Regions from separate parts of the Homo sapiens genome. Here region 1 is linked to region 2. Evidence: chromatin contacts called from ENCODE Hi-C or POLR2A ChIA-PET data. All regions are on one chromosome and are shown on one strand. The core of a region is the stretch at or near the end of the contact, and the rest is flanking DNA. Distances in the headings are between cores, read along the strand shown.

Region 1 (5,613 bases), core at 720-3,219, 210 kb after region 2:
TATATAACTGAACATTAAGAGTAATAATGGGGCTGGGTACGGTGGCCCATACCTGTAATCCCAGCACTTTTAGAGGCCAAGGCAGGAGGATCACTTGAGCCCAGGAGTTTGAGACCAGCCTGGGCCACATGGTGAAACCCCGTCTCTATAAAAAATACAAAAATTAGCCGGGTGTGGTGGTGTATTGCCAGTTACTTGGGAGGCTGAGGTGGGAGGATCAGCTGAGCCCAGAAGTTTGAGGATGCAGTGAGCTATGATTGTGCCACTGCACCATTCCAGCCTGGGTGACAGAGTGAGACCCTGTCTCAAAAAGAAAAAAAAAAAAGACTAATAATGGCAAACATTTACTTGGCATTTACCGTCAGTCAGCCACAATGCTGAACACCATGATTGTCTCAGCTAAAGGATACACCACCTCTCTGATAGTTAACAAGTAACTGATCATTAACTGAGTGCTTACTGTATGCCAGCCATTGGTTTAACCTCATTAGATATGTTACCTCATTTCATCCTCACACAATCCCCAAGGAAGGATTATTATCATCCCTTTTTTATAGATGAGGAAGCTGAAACTTAGAGAGGTTGACTTGCCCAAAGTCACTTAACAGCTGAGAATATCTGTGGAGGGAAGGCGAAATCCCATGCCAGGCAGCCTGACCTCAGACCCTGCACTCTCAGTCCCCAAGCCGTGACAATATTTGAAATGTTCTGAGGCTACTGATATAAGAAAAAACAATTTTTTTCCAGACAGAATTTTGATTCTTTCACATCTGTCCTATTGCTGGGCAAAACCTCTTGTGTGTTCTGTGATTGGATCTGCTTTCAGAGTGCTGAGAGCTCTGTGCAGGGGAGAAAATCCTTCAAAAACCTAGGAGAATGATAATAAAAGCAATAGTGATAATAAATGATAATGATAAGAATTATAAAAATATAAATTTTATAAAATTATAACATATAAGTATAAAATTTACAAAATATATACTTATATAAAAGATAAATATATATAAGATAAAATATAAATACATATATATTTTATAAGATAAATAAATAAATAAATATATTTTTGAGACGGAGTCTGGCTCTGTCGCCCAGGTTTGAGTGCAGTGGTGCAATCGCGGCTCACTGCAACCTCCGCCTCCCAGATTCATACAATTCTCCTGCCTCAGCCTCCTGAGTAGCTGGGATAATAGGCGCCTGCCACCACGCCTGGCTAATTTTTTGTATTTTTAGTAGAGACGGGGTTTCACCATGTTGATCAGGCTGGTCTCAGACTCCTGACATTGTGATCCGCCCGCCTCGGCCTCCCAAATTGCTGGGATTACAGGCATGAGCCGCCAGACCCGGCCTATATGTATTTTATATATATCAAGTATGTATATCTGATATATATATATAAAACAAAGTATATCTATTTTGTAAATATATATTTATTTTATAAAAATATAAAATATAAATAATACATCATAAACGATAGTAAAGATAATAAACACAGCGCGGCAGCCCCATCCCCTTTTTCTACTCACCCCTAAAACAAATCCGTATAAAAATCAAGTTTATTAAGGAGCAAGTCCCACCCTTTTTATTTAGAAGCCAGTGTCTATAGGATCGCTCTTGGCTATTGTTGGATTAATTCCAGGGTAGGGGAAAACTCCAGTTTTTGAGCCGGACACGCACTCCTGCTTTTCAGGACCTTTTTAATTTTGATGTTTTCAACTTTTAGGCCCAGGGGTCCATGTACAGGTTGCTATATAGGTAAATTGCGTGTCACGGGGGTTGGGTGCACAGATTGTTTCGTCACCCAGGTACTAAGTGGAGCACCGGATAGGTAGTTTTTCAGCCCTCACTCTCCCCACCAGAGTCAAGCAGCAAAAATGCTAGGCCTTGTGGGCGGGGCCGGGGTGCCCGCTCTTGCCACTGGTCCAATCACAGCGCGGCGTTCCTCCTGGCCGGCCGCCGATTGGTGGTTGCCATAGCTCCGGGCGTTCGCTTGCAAGATGGCGGCGGCGGGGCAGTGGCTGCTGCGTTTTCGTGTCTGAGTCCTTCCTGGGTTCTAATGAGGGCGCGGTTCTGCTGTGCCCGGCCCGCGAGGTCTAAGGCATGGGCTTCCAGCCTCCGGCCGCTCTTCTTTTGAGGCTTTTCCTTCTGCAGGGCATCCTGAGGCTTCTGTGGGGGGACCTGGGTGTGTACGGCGCGGCAGTGACCTCGGTGGGCCGGGGCTGAGGGGACTGGGCGTTAAAAGGGCCAGACTTGGACTCCCCCGGGAGCTTCGGGAGTCGACAACGCCAAAGCAAGCCGCCACACACACCTTAGGCGGTGATTCTTCCACTGCTAACCCCTCCTTGTCCCCTTTCCTTCCCGCCTAGCTTTCATCCCTCCTTTTATCCGAATGTCCGGCCCTGCGGTCAGCGCGTCCCTGGTCGGAGACACCGAGGGTGTGACCGTGTCCCTGGCAGTGCTGCAGGACGAGGCGGGTAAAGTCCGGCCCTCTTTTGGGGAGGGTGGGGGTTGGACTGGATCCAGACCTCCCAAGGAGCCTGGAGAGGTGGCATCCTTGGGGCCCCCTGCCTCTGTTCTCTGCAAAGTCGCATGGGGAGAAAAGGATCGGGCGGCTGCTGTAGGCCAAAGAGGACAGACGGACAGGTTCGAAGAAAGCCTGAAATAATAATGGTTAGCATTCATTGAGCTAACATCGTGCATCATCCCATTTTCCTAGTAAGAACAGTAATATCTTTTCATCCCCTTTGACCAAGGAAGAAACAAGTTCAGAGAGGTTGTCACTGTCCCAGTGTCAAGCAGCTTGTAAAGGGCCCAATCTTAGGCTGTAATGTGAGTCCATCCTAGGCAGTCTGACTCAATGCACCCCCTGAGCTGCTGGACCTTGCTGCCTTTGCATGCTGGTCTTCTTTCTTTAGGAATATTGCCAATTCCGACGTGTGGAGTGCTGAACAATGAGACGGAAGACTGGAGCGTGACTGTGATCCCCGGTGCGGTAAGGCCAGAAGTAAACCTTCTCTGTAGCCTGTGAAGAGGCCCCCAGCTAGGGTTTCTGCAGTGCTCTCTTTATTTAACAAGGCATGGCTTTCTCCATGCTCTCAACAATCATGAAATTGTGGGCTGTTGGATCTGGTAGACACTTATCCAGCCCACGGGTTCCTTACCCTGGGGTTAGGAGTCCTTGGATGTATTTCAGTGGGTCTGTGAACTCTATGAAATTGTATGTAAAGTTCTGTGTGTATGTGCATTTTTCTGATGAGAGGGTCACCAGTTTCCTTTAGATCATCAAATGGGTCAGTGATTCAAAAAAGCTTTATGCCAGGCATCGTGGCTCACGCCTGTACTCATAGCGCTTTGGGAGATTGAGGCGGGAGGATTGCTTGAGCCCAGGAGTTCCAGACCAGCCTGTAACATAGCGAGACCTCGTCTCTACAAAACAATTAAAAAAAAAATTAGGTGGGTGGCGTACACCTACAGTCCCAGATACTTGGAGGGGGGTGGGGTAGCTGAGGCAAGAGGATTATTTGAGCCCAGGAGTTCAGGGCTGCAGAGAGCTATGATCGCACCACTGCACTTCATCCAGCCTGGGCAACAGAGCAAGACCCTGTCTCTTAAAAAAAAAGAAAAAGCTGGTCAGGCGCGGTGGCTCACGCCTGTAATCCTAGCACTTTGGGAGGCCGAGGAGGGCGGATCATCTGAGGTCAGGAGTTCAAGACCAGTCTGGCCAACATGGTGAAACCCATCTCTACTAAAAATACAAAAATTAGCTGGGCGTGATGGCGGGTGCCTGTAATCTCAGCTACTTTGGAGGCTGAGGCAGGAGAATCACTTGAACCCGGGAGGCAGAGATTGCAGTGAGCCGAGATCACGCCACTGCACTCCAGCTTGGGTGATGAGCGAGACTCCGTCTCAAAAAAAAAAGCTTCATAACCACTGATCTTGCCCAACTCTGAGCTTATGTGTAAGGATACTCAAACCTGGAGAGATTAAGCATCTTCTATTTAATAAGTGTTTATTGGATACCTAGTATATGCAACATCAATTCTGGAGAGAAAAGGACAGGAAAGACAAGCTCTGCTTGTACCCCAGGAGTGAACATGTACATGTCTAAAGTCATTCTGGGATAAACTGAGGATTGTTTTCATTGACTTTTTTTGTGTATTTACTCTTCCACTGATAGGATGATAAAGAAACTAAAAAGGTGTACAATAAACTGAGTTTATTTATCAGATCTGTGTTTAGCTTTCTCTAAGTATCCCGAAGTTGTTTGCTTTTATGTTAAGGAAGAAGAATCAGGGCTTGCATGTTACCATAGGTTTATGGGGGGGAACTGAAGATAACTGTGTCATCTCTGTATACATTTCCCTTTTATAAAATGAACGGAGGCTGATGTGTACTTTTATTGTGTTTTCCATTATGTATTCTTATAGACCCTGTTTTGAGTCACTTTAAAAATACAGCAATGTTTTCCTTTCAGAAGGTGTTGGAAGTGACAGTGAGGTGGAAGAGAGGTCTGGACTGGTGTTCCTCCAATGAGACAGATTCCTTCTCAGAGTCCCCCTGTATCCTCCAGACCCTTCTGGTTTCAGCATCTCATAATTCATCCTGTTCAGCACATCTACTCATTCAAGTGGAAATTTATGCCAACTCTTCTCTGACCCATAATGCCTCAGGCAAGTGAAGTCTTTGACTGTCAAAACTTTCATGTTGTTCCCAGCTACTTAGGAGGAAGAGGTAGGAGGATTGCTTGAGCCCGGGAGGTTGATGCTATAAATGAGCTGCCCGGGAGGTTAATGCTACAAATGAGCTGTGATCGCGCCACTGCGTTCCAGCCAGGGTGACAGAGTGGGACCCTGTCTCAAAAAAAACCAAAAACAAAAACAAAAAAAGAAAAATTTGTGTCAAGCTTACCTGTTTGATTATAAGTGTATGCCATGCAATTTGTAAAGTATACTTCACTTGAGTCTGTCTTGCTTTTCTAAACTTATTTTTCTTTTGTTTAGTTTTCTTTTAAGAAATTTCATTTTGTACTATTTTATTTAACATTTATTTGATCTTTCTCTACTGTTTGCATCTTTATAAGCTACCTTGAATCCTTTTTGGGAGAAGGTGAAATTTGTTTATGTACATTGATTCTCTCTCTTTTTTTTTTGAGATGGAGTCTAAGTCTGTCACCAGGCTGGAGTGCAGTGTTGTGATCTCGGCTCACTGCAACCTCCACTTCCTGGGCTTAAGCGATTCTCCTGCCTCAGCCTCCCGAGTAGCTGGGACTACAGGCTCACGCTACCACGCCCAGCTAATTTTGTACTTTTAGTAGAGATGGGGTTTCACCATGTTGGCTGGGATGGTCTTGATCTCCTGACCTTGTGATCCGCCTGCCTCGGCCTCCCAAAGTGCTGGGATTACAGGCGTGAGCCACTGTGCTCGGCACGTGCATTGATTGTCATGACTGCATCTTAAGAAGAAAAAAGGAAGGGTGGCCAGACGCAGTGGCTCCCACACTGTAAGTGCTTTGGGAGGCCAAGGCGGGGGAATTTCTTGAGCCCAGGAGTTCGAGACCAACCTGGGCAACACAGCAGATACTGTCTCTATAAAAAATTTTAAAAAGCTGGGCATGAT
Region 2 (5,567 bases), core at 1,891-4,390:
GTTTTGAAACAGAGTCTTGCTCTGTCGTCCAGGCTGGAGTGCAGTGGGGCAATCTCTGCTCATCACAACCTCAGCCTCCTGGGTTCTAGTGATCCTTGCACCTCAGGGTCCCAAGTAGCTGGGACCACAGGCGTGTGCCATCACACCTGGCTAATTTTTGTATTTTTATTAGATACCCGGTTTTGCCATATTGCCTAGGCTTGTCTTGGACTCCTGACCTCAAGCGATCTGCCTGCCTCGGCCTCCCAAAGTGCTGGGATTACAGGCGTGAGCCACCATGACTGGGCGAATTTTTTATTTTTTATTTTTTTGAGACAGGGTCTCGTTCCAGCTGGAGTGTGATAGCACCATCTCAGTTTACTGCAGCCTCAAGCTCCTGGGCTCAAGCGATCCTCCCACCTCAGCCTCCTGAGATGCTGGGAGTACAGGCGTGCACCATCAGGCCTGGCTAATTTTATACTTTTTGTAGAGACGGGGTTTCACCATGTTGCCCAGACTGGTCTTGAACTCCTGAGTTCAAGTGATCCACCCGCCTCAGCCTCCCAAAGTGCTGGAATTACAGGTGTGAGCCACTGCACCCAGGCTTCTTGTGTATTTTTTTGTCCCAGTTCTAGAGTCAGCTATTTCTCCAAGGAGCACTGGTTACTTTCATTGGAGAATGATATCAGAAACCAAGATCCGGGTGCTAGGTTATGCTTATTGCTACCAGGGTACACAGACATTTTAATGTATGTGTAACATAAAATTTACCTTTTCCACTGTACTTTCATTTATTTATTTATTTATTTTTGAGACGGAGTTTGCTCTGTCGCCCAGGCTGGAGTGCAGTGGCGTGATCTTGGCTCACTGCAACCTCCGCCTCCTGGGTTCAAGTGATTCTCCTGCCTCAGCTTCCTGAGTAGCTGGGATTACAGGCACGCGCTATGACACCTGGCTAATTTTTGTATTTTTAGTAGAGATGGGGTTTCACCATGTTGGCGTGGCTGGTCTTGAACTTCTGGCCTCAAGTAATCTGCCTTCCTTGGTCTCCCAAAGTGCTGAGATTATAGGCGTAAGCCAACGTGCCTGGTTCTTTTTTTTTTTTTTTTTTTTTTTTTTGAGATGCAGTCTCGCTGTGTCGCCTAGGCTGGAGTACCATGGCGCAATCTCGGCTCACTGCAACCTCTGACTCCCAGGTTCAAGCTATTCTCCTGCCTCAGCCTCCCAAGTAGCTGGGATTACAGGTGCCCGCCAGCACACCCAGCTAATTTTTGTATTTTTAGTAGAGATGCGGTTTCACTATGTTGGCCAGGCTGGTCTTGATCTCCTCACCTCGTGATCCTCCCAACTTGGCCTCCCAGTGTGCTGGGATTACAGGCCTTAGCCTCCTCGCCCGGCCAGTCTGTTTTAACTATTAAATAACATTAGGTAGATTCACATTGTTGTGAAACCATCTGTACTATCTATTTCCAGAACTTCTTCATCATCTCAAATTGAACCTCTGTATCTGTTAAACAATACCTCGCCATCTTCCTAACACCCACAGCAGCCCCTGATAACCACTGCTGTACTTTCCAACCATGAATTTGACTATCCTAGGTCCCTCATATAAGTGGAACCATACAGTATTTGTCCTTATGCTTCTTTCACTTAGCATGGTTCATCCATGAACTACGTTCATTCATGATGTTGTAGCAATTAGAATTTCATTTCTTTTTAAGGAGAAATAGTATTCCATTGCATGTACTGTACATACCACGTGTGTGTGTGTGTGTGTGTGTGTGTGTGTGTGTGTGTGTGTGTGTGTGTGTTTAAAAGCATAGGGGTCAGCCAGGTGTGGTGGCTCACGCCTGTAATCCCAGCACTTTGGGAGGCCAAGGCAGGCAGATCACTTGAGATCGGGAGTTCAAGACCAGCCTGACCAACATGGAGAAACCCCATCTCTACTAAAAATACAAAATTAGCCGGGCATGGTGGCACATGCCTGTAATCCCAGCTACTCGGAAGGCTGTCAGGAGAATTGCTTGAACCTGGGAGGCGGAGGTTGCGGTCAGCCGAGATCGTGCCATTGCACTCCAATATGGGCAACAAGAGTGAAACTCTGTCTCAAACAAAACAAAACAAAAACAAACAAACAAACAACAACATAGGGGTCTTGCTCTGTTGCCCAGGCTGACAGGCTGAACTTGAACTCCTGGCCTCAAGCCTCACGACTCAGCCTCCCTAGTAGCTGAAACTGCAGATGGCCTCCACTGACAGTGGCTACCATATATTTTCAAACATAAAATTTTAAGCTATAGATTTTTCTTTTTTTTGAGACGGACTTTCACTCTTGTTGTTCAGGCTGGAGTGCAATGGCACCATCTCAGTTCATCGAAACCTCTGCCTCCCGGGTTCAAGTGATTCTCCTGCCTCAGCCTCCTGAGTGGCTGGGATTACAGGCACATGACACCATGTCCAGCTAATTTTGTATTTTTAGTAGAGAAGGGGTTTCTCCATGTTGCTCAGGCTGGTCTCGAACTCCGAACCTCAGGTGATCCGCCCGCCTCGGCCTCCCGAAGTGCTGGGATTACAGGCGTGAGGCATGCCACCTGGCCTTTTTTTTTTTTTTTTTTTTTATAAAGAAATTGGGGCCGGGCGCGATGGCTCACGCCTGTAATCCCAGCACTTTGGGAGGCCGAGGCGGGCGGATCACTTGAGGTCAGAAGTTCGAGACCAGCCTGGCCAACATGGCAAAACCCTGTCTCTACTAAAAATACAAAAAATAGCCGGGCGTGGTGGCGGGCGCCAGTAATCCCAGCTACGCGGGAGGCTGAGGCAGGAAAATCACTTGAACCCGGGAGGCGGAGGTTGCAGTGAGCCGAGTTCGCACCACTGCACTCCAGCCTGGGCGACAGAGGGAGTCTCCGTCTCAAGAAAAAATAATAAATAAGAATAAATAAATAATAAAGTAAAATGTCCCAGGTAACTGCATATTCGATAGTCTTTCTTTCAACTTAGTTGTTGAATTAGCAATTTTTCTCTTAAAAAAATTTTTTTTTAGCTTATTGTCTTCGGAGATGATAACACCCTCGTTGCGTGGGAGTAAAATTTTAAAGGTAAAACAAACAGGAAACGAGCGTCGGCGGCGAATCTGCTGCTACCAATGTAAAGGTCAGGCCGAGGCCGGCGCGGAGAATCTGCTGTCGCCTGCAGCTGCTCGCCTGTCTCCGTCGGAAGGGAGCCCAAGCTTTGCAGAGGTGAGTGGAAGCGGCTTGGAAGGAGCGGGCCCCACGCCGGAGAGAAGGAAGAGGGAGTGCGGCCCAGACGCTGTGCCCGCGCTTGTGTGGGGCGCCATGTTGAAACCTGGCAAAGGGGACGACATTCTGGGTTGCGTTGCGGGGAGTGGGGACGAGAGCTGGATTGGAAGGATGGCGCCTTACTCCCTGCGGCCCCCAGAGAAGGAGAGGGGCGGGGGAGCGGCCTCGAGGGTTGGCGGCCAGGCTGCAGGCTGGATGGGAAGGATAGGCTTTTCCACAGAAACTTAGGTGTTTGCCTCCGAGGCCCACTGCGCATGCCCTGGAGGGCTCTGTGGGTTCCGCCTTCAGTTTTGCTTTTCACAGGAGGGGCAAAGTCTTTTTTTTTTTTTTTTCCTTTTTGAGACAGTCTTGCTCTGTCGCCCGGGCTGGAGTGCAGTGGTGCGATCTCGGTTCACTGCAACCTCCGCCTCCTGGGTTCAAGCGATTCCACTGCCTCAGCTTCCCGAGTAGCTGAGACTACAGGCGCCCGCCACCACGCCCTGCTAATTTTTTGTATTTTACTGGAGACGGGGTTTCACCATGTTAGCCAGGATGGTCTCGATCTCCTGTCCTCGTGATCCACCCGCCTCGGCCTCCCAAAGTGCTGGGATTACAGCCGTCAGCCACCGTGCCCGGCCAGGAGGGGCAGAGTCTTACCCCGAAGACCCAGGAAGGAGAGGCTTCATTTATTTTTTTGTTTTTCCCCAGAGACAGGGAGTCGCCCAGGCTGGAGAGCGGTGGCGCGATCTCGGCTCACTGCAGCGTCGACATTTCGGGTCAAGCAGTCCTCCCGCCTCAGCCTCTCAAGTATCTGGGACCACAGGCGCGACCCCACGCCCGGAGAATTGATTATTGATTGATTGATTGAAACGGGGTCTCACTTTGTTGCCCAGGCTGGTCTCGAATTTCTGGGCTCAAGCGATCCTCCAGCCTCGGCCTCTCAAAGTGCTGGTATTACAGGCGTGAGCCAGCGCGTGCCTGGCCAAAAATTTTCTAAATTTGTATAATAATTTATAATTGTAATGCATTTTTATAGACACCATATGATCTAATCTTCACAAAAACCTAGTGAAGTGACATTTAGCTACATTTCACAATAAGAATCCTGAAGCTCAAAATTTACTGACCTCAAATAATCCACCCGCCTTGGCCTCCCAAAGTGCTGGGATTACAGGCATGAGCCACCGCGCCCTGGCCCCCACCATTCATTTCGGCTCTCATCCCCTGTTGATGAGTAAAATGAGAATGAGGCCCAGGCGCGGTGGTTCACGCCTGTAATCCCAGCACTTTGGGAGGCTGAGGCAGGCGGGTCATCTGACATCAGGAGTTTGAGACCAGCTTGGCCAACATGGTGAAATCCTGTCTGTACTAAAAATGCAAAAATTAGCTGGGCGTGGTGGTGTGTGTCTGTAATCCCAGCTACTCGGGAGGCTGAGGCAGGAGAATCACTTGAACCTGGGAGGCAGAGGTTGCAGTGAGCCGAGATTGGCCATTGCACTCCAGCCTGGGTGACAGAGTGAGACTTTGTCTCGAGTAAAAAAAGAGAATGTAAAAATCGAAAGAGATTGTTGTAGGAAATCTCAACCTAATGCTGCCGGGGAGGAAGTGCACCTAGAAAGATTAATGAGAAACAATGAAACCAGCTGTTAGTATCTATAGAAGCATGCAGATGAGAGAGAGAACAAAATCCATGCTTATCCGTTTGTAATTCTCCTCCATTTTAATTTGAAGAAGTCTTAAAGTTTTGAACAGGAGCTCTGTGTACAATAATATCAGTTTTATTTGGTAGATCCTTGTGACTCCTGACTTCAAATGATCCGCTCATCTTGGCCTCCTCAAGTGCTAGGATTGCTGGCGTGAGCCACTGCACCGGGCCCCTTGTGACTTTTTAACGTTGAATGGGGAGGGGTTCTTTTCCTTCAGGAGAGGAGGGGTGGGTCTCAGCCTCAGACACCCAGAATACTGGTTTGTGTGTTTTCTTTTTCCTATCTTTATCTCCAAAACCTTATATTTTATGAAAAGCATCAGAGGAAACGATTAAGAGCTTTAGCTCTGGAGTCCACACTGCCCCTGGTTCTAACTCCTCCACTGGGCTACTTCTTAGCTTTAGGATTTGGGGCACAGGCTGCCTTTTTGTGTCTGACCTTTTTCATCTGAAAAGGCAATAATAATATAGTACCTAAGTCCTGGTATTGTTGAGAAGTGAGAGGAGTTAAGAGGTTAGTACAGGCTGGGTTCGCTGGCTCACATGTGTAATCCCAGCACTTTGGGAGGCTGAGGCAGAAGGATAGCTCATGCCCAGGAGTTCAA

The links. A loop is a pair of places that touch in the nucleus more often than their neighbours do. ChIA-PET counts read pairs that join two places held with the same protein, here RNA polymerase II (POLR2A). Pooled maps may share reads with other maps.
Region 1: a pooled map shows a loop between it and region 2 (4-fold over the local background). The contact joins the promoter of TCTN2 here to the promoter of SNRNP35 in region 2. A Hi-C loop is called at or near these places in 3 of 50 pooled maps. POLR2A ChIA-PET finds 5 or more read pairs at or near these places in 4 of 52 experiments (CD4-positive, alpha-beta T cell, Caco-2, GM12878 and 1 more).

The regions. Positions count from the first base shown.
Region 1 is chr12:123,669,144-123,674,756 of GRCh38, forward strand. It overlaps TCTN2 (tectonic family member 2), which reads left to right and starts at 1,970. Exons shown (of 18, transcript NM_024809.5): 1 at 1,970-2,179; 2 at 2,364-2,471; 3 at 2,913-2,989; 4 at 4,472-4,667. The coding sequence starts at 2,098.
Region 2 is chr12:123,454,999-123,460,565 of GRCh38, forward strand. It overlaps SNRNP35 (small nuclear ribonucleoprotein U11/U12 subunit 35), which reads left to right and starts at 3,141. Exons shown (of 2, transcript NM_022717.4): 1 at 3,141-3,218. RefSeq lists enhancers at 2,828-3,694, 3,369-3,448, 3,695-4,560.